Linked DNA regions of Homo sapiens: region 2 is linked to region 1. The links are chromatin contacts, found by Hi-C or POLR2A ChIA-PET in ENCODE. All regions are on one chromosome and are shown on one strand. Each heading gives the region's core, a stretch centred on a gene start or an enhancer-like site at or near the end of the contact. The rest is flanking DNA. Distances are from core to core; before and after follow the strand shown. Region 1 holds the start of GTF3C4 (general transcription factor IIIC subunit 4). Region 2 overlaps AK8 (adenylate kinase 8).

Evidence for each region. A loop is a pair of places that touch in the nucleus more often than their neighbours do. ChIA-PET counts read pairs that join two places held with the same protein, here RNA polymerase II (POLR2A). Pooled maps may share reads with other maps.
Region 2: a loop to region 1 is called in a pooled map, with 2.9 times the contacts of the local background. The contact joins the enhancer-like site here to the promoter of GTF3C4 in region 1. A Hi-C loop is called at or near these places in 2 of 50 pooled maps. POLR2A ChIA-PET finds 5 or more read pairs at or near these places in 4 of 52 experiments (B cell, K562 and WTC11).

The regions. Positions count from the first base shown.
Region 1 is chr9:132,667,974-132,672,347 of GRCh38, reverse strand. GTF3C4 (general transcription factor IIIC subunit 4) reads right to left here and starts at 1,884. Exons shown (of 5, transcript NM_012204.4): 1 at 1,393-1,884. The coding sequence starts at 1,749. DDX31 (DEAD-box helicase 31) reads left to right here and starts at 2,365. Exons shown (of 20, transcript NM_022779.9): 1 at 2,365-2,488. The coding sequence starts at 2,414. RefSeq lists silencers at 1,596-1,725, 2,146-2,295 and enhancers at 1,876-1,955, 1,641-2,508.
Region 2 is chr9:132,847,522-132,851,895 of GRCh38, reverse strand. All of the region lies in intron 5 of AK8 (adenylate kinase 8), which reads left to right. Among named protein-coding and RNA genes, the nearest start is that of AK8, 29 kb to the left of the region's middle. Within about 2 kb of position 2,616, at least 3 of the 41 ENCODE cell types and tissues checked have a DNase peak (open chromatin) inside an H3K27ac peak, as active enhancers do.

The DNA.
Region 1 (4,374 bases), core at 635-3,134:
TACTACTCCCTCCTTTCTTTACATTCTCTCTGCTAAGGTATTCGATGTCTACTATACTGACATACATACTTTCCTTGAGTTGCTGTGCGGATGAACATCCTTGGAAACAGTTAAATTCCTTTACAGCAGAAGATACACCTTTTAAATCACCTTTCTTCTGCCTCCCTCCTTTTGTATTTCTCAATTTCATAGGGTTGCATCTGTCTATCTGATTTGTTTACACTTGAACAAATGTGTTCATATCTTCTTCAAGAAGATCTTAGAGGAAGCTTAGTCATACAAGCTGACTAACAATCTAACAACAGAAAGATGTTTGAAACTTGAATTAAGTATGCTACAAAGTGATGAGGGTTATCTGCACCCTACCTATAGCTAATGACTCATATTTTCAATGGTTTTCCAAAATAAGAGTTTACGAACACATAAACATGTTCTCTATGTGCGGATACACATCTTTACAGTGCTTATCACTACCTGACAGGACCTTATCATTTGTGCTTGACTTGCCAAAGAATGTAAGCTTCATGAGGGCAGGGGTTCTGTTTTGTACACTGCTTTATTTCCAGAACATGGGGCAGCACCAAGCAGAATGGTATTCAAATATCTATTGAATGTATGAATATACACTGACAGTTCACATGTAAGCGTACACCTCTATCAAGGATATATGGAAAGTTTTTACACCTCTAAGCAACTAAAAGGAACGCTATGGCTTACTACTTGACCTTGCGCTTGAAGTTTAAGATAGGTAGTTGTTTCGAATCTTTATTTTCATTCAACATCCCAAAGATGTTTAGCTAGTAAAGAAAAACTAAAGTACAAACCCCGAGATCCAGTATTTACCCGTTTGCCCAAGGAGAGGCGAGGACCATTCATAATAAAGTCACTGAAACAATTAAGACAATGGATGGGACCAGTTTTTCTTTTCTGAAGCTAAAGAGGCGCGAGAGGAGGACACACACAGTAGACAAAGCCAGCCAAGAACCTCGGAAAGTCGGCCCCAAACAATAGCAGCAACGACAGAGGCAGGCCCCGGGTTGGATCTACAGGGGGTGGAGTCTCAGAAAGCACCATCGAGTAACCCGCTCCATGTGCGGGCCCGACGGAGGGGCGAAGGAGGGGTTCCTGGGACTCAACTCCGGGAAGCCCCCTGGGTGTGTACCTGTGTTTGCGGCGGCGGGTGACCTGGGGAAACAGGGTGCAGACAGCTGCAGAGCTTTTCTTTTTTTTTTTTTAAGCTGTGGTAACCCTGGCTGCTTAATAAATCCCCAGCGCTCGGTGCGAAGAGGGAAATCCCCGGACAGAGTGTGGGATCGGATTCCCCTGGGACGGATGATGCGGCCGCGAGAGGGGGACAGGGGAAGACCCCAGGGATGGCGGGGGATGACTTACTTTGAGGAGACAGCTGTTGAGCGGTGCGGGCACCGAGGTGCGGTGGATAACCAGGTCCTGGCCCGGGTTGTGCACGTCGCAGATGAGCTCCAGCACAGCGATGCTGCGGGCCGTGGACACAGACACGCGGTGGTCCTCGGACCAAGCCAGCGGTTCCAGGCCGCTCACCGCATACTGCAGCTTCACGGCCGGCTCCCGCCGAGTCACCATGAGGCGGAATGCAGCGCTGGGCCCCGGGGCCGCGTCCGCTGCTGGCTCCTTCCCGCCCGCCTCGCCGCCCCCCTCTCCCTCCTCCTCCCCAGACGGCGCAGGCCCGTCGTCCGCGGGCCCCACCCGGGCCTGGTCGGCCGTGTTCATCTTCTCTCAGGTGCAGAGGTCGGACGCCCTGGCGCTCCACGCAGTCGCGCGACCACCTCCCGGACCGCCGCCGCCACCCCCAGCGCCCTCCGCGGCGGTTTTCTCCCCTCAGGCCCCGAGCGCCGCCGAGCCAAGAAGGACCCCGCCGTTGCCAGGCAACGCGGCCCTACCAGGTGGCCAAGGAACTGCCTGTCCAGAAAAAGGACAGCGAGCGGGGAGCCCCGAGGACCCCCTTTTCCCTGCCCAGGGATTGAGCTCCAGAGCCTGTTAGGGAGCTACCCAGACAGGCTTTAGTTCCTAAAGTGCTGAGGAAACGCACGGGGCGGTAAAGGGGAGGCTCGTCGGTGAGATGGCGCCGGATCTCGCTTCTCAGAGGCATTCAGAGAGCTTCCCCAGCGTGAACTCTCGGCCGAATGTAATTTTGCCAGGCCGCGAGGGACGCAGAGAGGGGCTGCCACCAGGCGGGGGCACGCGCGGTAGTCTTGTCCCTACCCGCCCGGTGCCGCCGTCCCCGGCTCCCCTCGGGACGAGTCCGTACAGCTGGAGCCGTTCCGGACCCGGAAGGGGCGGTGGCGCAGGGTCCTCGCGCGTCCCACGTGGGGTCCCGGGCCCAGCAGTCTGCGCACCGGGCTCGCTGCTGCACCACGCGTCACCCACGCAGACCATGGCAGCCGCCGACGGTTCGCTCTTCGACAACCCCAGGACGTTCTCCAGACGTCCCCCAGCCCAGGCGAGTCGGGTGAGTTCTGACCCGGCTTCAGCTCCGTCCCCACCCGCGGCCCGGCTGTGGGCGCGCCGCGAGCTGCAGCCGTGCCTTGGAGTCGGGTTTCGAGTCATTCACGGAGTTAAGCGGGAGAAAGACACCGGGCAGCTTCGGGACAAGTTGCGCCGAAACACGTGTCTCTAACCGGAACACCACCCGCAGGGATGCGCCTGGAAGCGGGGAGTGGAGCGGTGTGGAGGGGCGGGGAGCTGGCTCCTGCGCCTAGAAAAGTAAAGGAAGGAATTAGAGGCTGTTTCCCGTGGAAGGTAGGACCTGAAGTTCCGGCGCAAGTCCCAGGCCAAAGCTTAACTTCTCTAAGCCAGTTTCCTCGACTGAGTGCGGACTAAGCTCTGATTTTTTTTTTTATCTTGCCCACATTCCTGTCTGGGAAGAGTCATGCCCTACAAACCATAAATTCTCATCAGATGGCTTTCATTTAACCCTATATATCGTGACTTACTTTCCAAACTGGCTCTGGCCTAACATTATGTGACAAAGAAGAAAGTTAAAATATTACCCCTAAACATGTTTCTTTGCCACATTTTGAAATGGCTTTGCAAAGCTGTTCTTTGGGGGGGGCGGGCGGGGTGGACATTTGCATCTGCAAAGAATCTCTATTAACATAGCTAGATCTTTTTCTTCCAGGCCCTCCCAATCCTAAAGAGATTAAGAGTCTACCACCTTTCAAAGATCTGAATAGGAAACACTTGTCTGTTGTCTCTAAGGGCAGCCACTAAAGACTTGAAAAGAACCTTGGTCTCCACAATCTTTTATCTTAACCTGAGCATTTTCTTTGTATCCATCCCAGGTGTTTAGACAAACTCAACCGTCAACTAGAAAATGTTTAAATTTACCTATAGCCTGGAAGCCCCCGCTTTGAGTTGTCCCACCTTTCTGGACAAAACCAGTGTATTTCTGAAATGTATTTGATGTCTCATGCCTCTCTAGAATGTATAAAACCAAGCCGCGGCCGGGCGCGGTGGCTCACGCCTGTAATCCCAGCACTTTGGGAGGCCGAGGCAGGCGGATCACGAGGTCAGGAGATCGAGACCATCCTGGCTAACAAGATGAAACCCCCGTCTCTACTAAAAATACAAAAAATTAGCTGGGCGTGGTGGTGGGCGCCTGTAGTCCCAGCTACTCGGGAGGCTGAGGCAGGAGAATGGCGTGAACCCAGGAGGCGGAGCTTGCAGTGAGCCGAGATCATGCCATTGCACTCCAGCCTGGGCAACAGAACGAGACTCCGTCTCAAAAAAAAAAAAAAAAGCTGCACCCCGACCACCTTGGGCACATGTTCTCAGGACCTCTCGAGGGCTGGATCATGGGCCATGGTCACTCATACTTGGCTCAGAATAAGTCTCTTCAGATATTTTTGAGTTTAACTCTTTTGGTCGCCATGAGGAAGGTTCGTTTGTTTCAGGAATGAGGACTGGCAACTAGGAGTTTTTTTGAAGAGCTTTCAAAAATGGGACAGATTTTCATCCCCATGCAATGGAGGGGGATAGGAAAATCGGTTTCATTGATATAATCCCATTGCTAGAGAGGGGTAAGATGCCCTAGAATTAACTTAAGCAGTAACTGAAAACTGGTTTCTAGGATAGTTGATTTGTCTCTTAGAAAAGAGGACTACAGGACAGAAAGACTGATTAAAATCATAAAGTGATCATCAAACTTTAGGATTTAGATGTTTGGCAGTAAGGAGTCCAGCTAGCCAAGTGTAGCTGCATCTGGGTGGAGCGGGGAGAAGGATAGAAGAGCCACTGGGAGCATGGGATTTGGAATAGGATACACTTGGGATTCGGATGCTGCCCTTGCTGCACACTAGCTCTGTGACCTTGGAGCAAGTCACTTAATCTTTCTGA
Region 2 (4,374 bases), core at 1,367-3,866, 180 kb before region 1:
TCTCCCTGCGCTAAGTAATTTTGTATCCTGGACATTTTAAATATTGTTATGAGGCTCTGGGTCTTGTTTAAATCCTATGGCAAATGTCATTATTTTTGTCTTAGCAGATGACTGATTCAGTTGGGTTCAGGTTGCATGTTCCAGCCAGGCTTCTCAGAGTGTGGTTTCCATGTCAGTCCTGTGTTCAGCAACTTTGCAGTGCCGTGCAGTGACCGACCATGCAGCTCTGTGCTATGTGCACATCACCCAGGGGCACCTGGGGACTTGGCAGTGAGCTGGCCACAGTTCATGTCTCAGTGTCTCTGAAATGCCGTTTAGGGTCAGGCCCACACGTGCACAGCTTGGGGGTGAGCCTTTGATCTCATCAAACACTGTGTTTAGTTACTTCCCTGAGCTCCCCTCTCTGTCATCTCCTGATAACTCCTAGTTCCCTGGTGCTCCTCTTTTTGGTATTTTGGCCAGAAAACTGAGGTTATTTATCCTGCTCTGCCACTCACTTCCTGGGACTGCACCCATGACCAGGGTCAAGTGGTGGGAGGACAGAGAAAGGAAGGATTGACAGGGCTTTGCCCTGTTCTCTTGGGACTGGAGAAGGGTCCCCTCTTTCAGTGTTTCAGGCACCTGCAGGCCCCTTTGACACAGCAGTGCCACCACAGTCACCGCAGGACTGCCTGGAGGCAGGAGTGTGAGAAAACAGAGAAAAGAAAAACCCCACAGAGGTATCTCCCCTCCTAGCTCGCTCTTCTCCCATCTGCTTCCCACTTTCAGCCTTCAGGTTGCCTTAAGGCCAGGCCAGGAGATACTGGTTTGGTGGTATTTTGGATTCTAGTCTTTTCCCCCAACTTGCCTACTACTGGGTAACTTTCTGAGTCCTCGAATAGCTGCCCTGTGTGTTTTATGAATGTATTACAGCTACTTTCAGTGGGGTTGACAAGGCGGGTGGCGCACATTTCCTGTCTCCCAGAATCAGAACTTGTGTCTTTTTTTTTTTTTTTTTTAAATGCACCTACAGATTCTCTCTCTTTCTCCATCTGTCTCTCACTTGAAAATGTATTAGGGCCAGGCTGGGCATGGTGGCTCACACCTGTAATCCCAGCACTTTGGGAGGCCAAGGCAGGAGGATTGCTTGAGTCCAGGAGTTCTAGACTAGCCTGGCCAACATGGCAAAACCCCGTCTCTACTAAAAATACAAAAAATTGGCCGGGCGTGGTGGCCCACGCCTGTAATCCCAGTATTTTGGGAAGGCGAGGCGGGCGGATCACCTGAGGTCAGGATTTCGAGACCAGCCTGGCCAACATGGCAAAACCCTGTCTTTACTAAAAATATAAAAATTAGCTGGGCATGGTGGTGGGTGCCTGTAATCCCAGCTACTTGGGAGGCTGAGGCAGGGACAATCACTTGAACCCAGTAGGCAGAGGTTGCAGTGAGCCAACATCACGCCACTGCACTCCAGCCTGGGTGACAGAGTGAGACCCTGTCTCAAAAAAAAAAAAAAAAGTATTAGGGTTGAATGCAGTGGCTCACGCCTGTAATCCCAGCACTTTGGGAGGCTGAGGCAGGAGGCTTCTATCGCAACGACTCAGCTCTGATGTAATACAAAGGCAGCCGTACACATGCCATTGCACTCCAGCCTGGGCTACAGAGCAAGACTCTGTCTCAAAAAAAAAAAAAAAAATTAGCTGGGCATGGTGGTGGGTGCCTGTAATCCCAGCTACTCGGTAGGCTGAGGCAGGGGAATGGCTTGAACCCAGGAGGTGGAAGTTGCAGTGAGCCGACATCACGCCACTGCACTCCAGCCTGGGTGACAGAGTGAGACCCTGTCTCAAAAAAAAAAAAAAAAATGTACTAGGGTTGAATGCAGTGGCTAATGCCTGTAATCCCAGCACTTTGGGAGGCTGAGGCAGGAAGATCACTTAAGTCCAGGAGTTCAAGACCAGCCTGGCCAACATGGTGAAACCCTGTCTCTACTAAACATACAAAAAATTTGCTGGGCATGGTGGCGTGCACCTGTAATCGCAGCTACTCGGGAGGCTGAGGCAGGAGAATCGCTTGAACCTGGAGGAGGAGGTTGCAGTGAGCCGACACGCACCACGGCACTCCAGCCTGAGTGACAGAGCAAGACCCTGTCTCAAAAATATATTGATTGGGAAGCCCCAAACCTGAAGCAGGAATCTTTCCAGCATGCTGGCGAGGGAGTAGCAGTTCTCACGAGCTTGTTCTGCATGGCCCTCAGCCATGGGATCTCCATCACAAACACCCTGCCGGCCGGGCTGCAACACTGGCTCTGAACAGTGTGTTTACATCTGAATTGTCTCAAATTGTTCACTGTGAGTGGATGGTCTTCTGCCCAGGTGTGGGCAGATATCCAGAGCCCAGAGGCTATTCTAAATCGGGGGTGGACACATGTTTTCTGAAAAGGATGGAGAGACACTCGTTGAGGCTTTGCAGGCTATATGGCTTCTGTCACAACGACTCAGCTCTGATGTAATACAAAGGCAGCCGTACACAACACAGACACAAAAGGGCACGGCTGTGCTCTAGAAAGACTTTTATCTTAGAAGCAGGCAGCAGGCCAGATTTGGCCCGCGGGCTGTAGCTTGCCAACCCCTGTTCTAAGTAACACTTTCACATTGATCATGAAAACATTTCTGCCCTTTCTCTTGAGCTCTCAATAAAAAGCAAACTTCCGGCTGGGCGTAGTGGCTCACACCTGTAATCCCAGCACTTTGGGAGGCTGAGACAGGCGGATCATGAGATCCAAAGATTGAGACCATCCTGGCTAACATGGTGAAACCTCGTCTCTACTAAAAATACAAAAAATTAGCCGGGCGTGGTGGCACGCGCCTGTAGTCCCAGCTACTCAGGAGGCTGAGGTAGGAGAATCGCTTGAACCCAAGAGGCAGAGGTTGCAGTGAGCCGAGATCACGCCACTGCACTCCAGCCTGGGCGACAGAGTGAGACTCCGTGTCAAAAAAAAAAAAAAAAAAAAGCAAACAGGAGTGTTAGAAGAAAGGCCAGCTTCCCCATAGACTTTCATTTTAACTAAGTTCCCTCCCAGTCACCTGACTTCCAAGCTCGGCGACTTGATTCTGCATCTCCAGTTGAGTGCCCCCTGCAGGCCCTGCATGGTTTTCACTACCAGGACCCTTCCCCACACCCGAGACCTTCCTCCTCAGCACCCCCCACTTCTAGCAAGATGGTCTTGCCTGCCTTGGGCTCACCATCTGCAGTTGAAGGCAGAGTCAAACATGACCAAGGCAAGGCAGATGGTGAGAAGGGTTGTGATGGAAAAACCAGGGCGGGAGAGTCAAGTGATTCCTGAAGCCTCTAGTGAAGGGGACTGGAGTGGACTGTGGAGGGGCCGTCTTAGGCTGGAGGGAATGGCAGCCAGAAGTGAGGCAGGAACCAGAAAACCCAGTCCTTTACCCCAATTTCACACTCTTAACTCAGAGTGTCAAACCAACCTCACGGGAACTTTTCCTAAAACTGACCCATCAGTCGGTCACTATTTTTAAGGTTTCCCACCTCTTTTACCTAGGAAGTGCCAAACAATCTTTTGGCAGAGCATTAAAGGGGAGGGAAAGATGGCCCGAGTGACTGGAAATGGGCCAGCATTTTCCCATACAAAATGCTGTGTGCCTTAATCCATTATCCATTATTTCTTATGCATTTGCCAAGTTGGATTAGACTCTTGCATAGCAGATCACCAGGCTGGAAGCATTCAAGGGAGTCTTCCTTTCTTCTCTTCAATCTTTTTTTTTTTTTTTTTTTTTTTTTTTTGAAACAGGGTGTTGCTCTGTTGCCCAGGCCGGAGTGCAATGGCACGGTCATGGCTCGCTGCAGCCCCAACCTCCTGGGCTCAAGCAATCCTCCCACCTCCGCTTCCTGAGTAGCTGGGACTACAGGCACATGCCACCATGCCCATCTGTTTTTCATTTTTATTGTTTGTAGAGTCGTGGTCTCCCAATGTTGCCCAGGCTGATCTTAAACTGGGCTGAAACGATCCTCCTGCTCAGCTTCCTGAGTAGCTGGGATCACAGGCGCGCACCACCATGCCCGGCTAATTTTTGTATTTTTTGTAGAGACAAGGTCTCACCATGTTGCCCAGGCTGGTCTCAAACTCCTGTGCTTAAGTGATCCACATGTCTTGGCCTCCCGAAGTGCTGGGGTTATAGGCATGAGCCACCATGCCTGGCTCTCTTTGATCTTTAAAGCTAAGCTGTTTTCTCTTTTTCATCATGATAGCTACTCATCAAATTTGGTCAAATATAGGGGGGTGGTACTCCTTTGGCTTAATTGTACCTTAGTTGCCCAGGACTGGACCCCCTCAGCAGGGGTGGGGGCTGTCTGTGAAAGCACAGCTGGATATGGTCT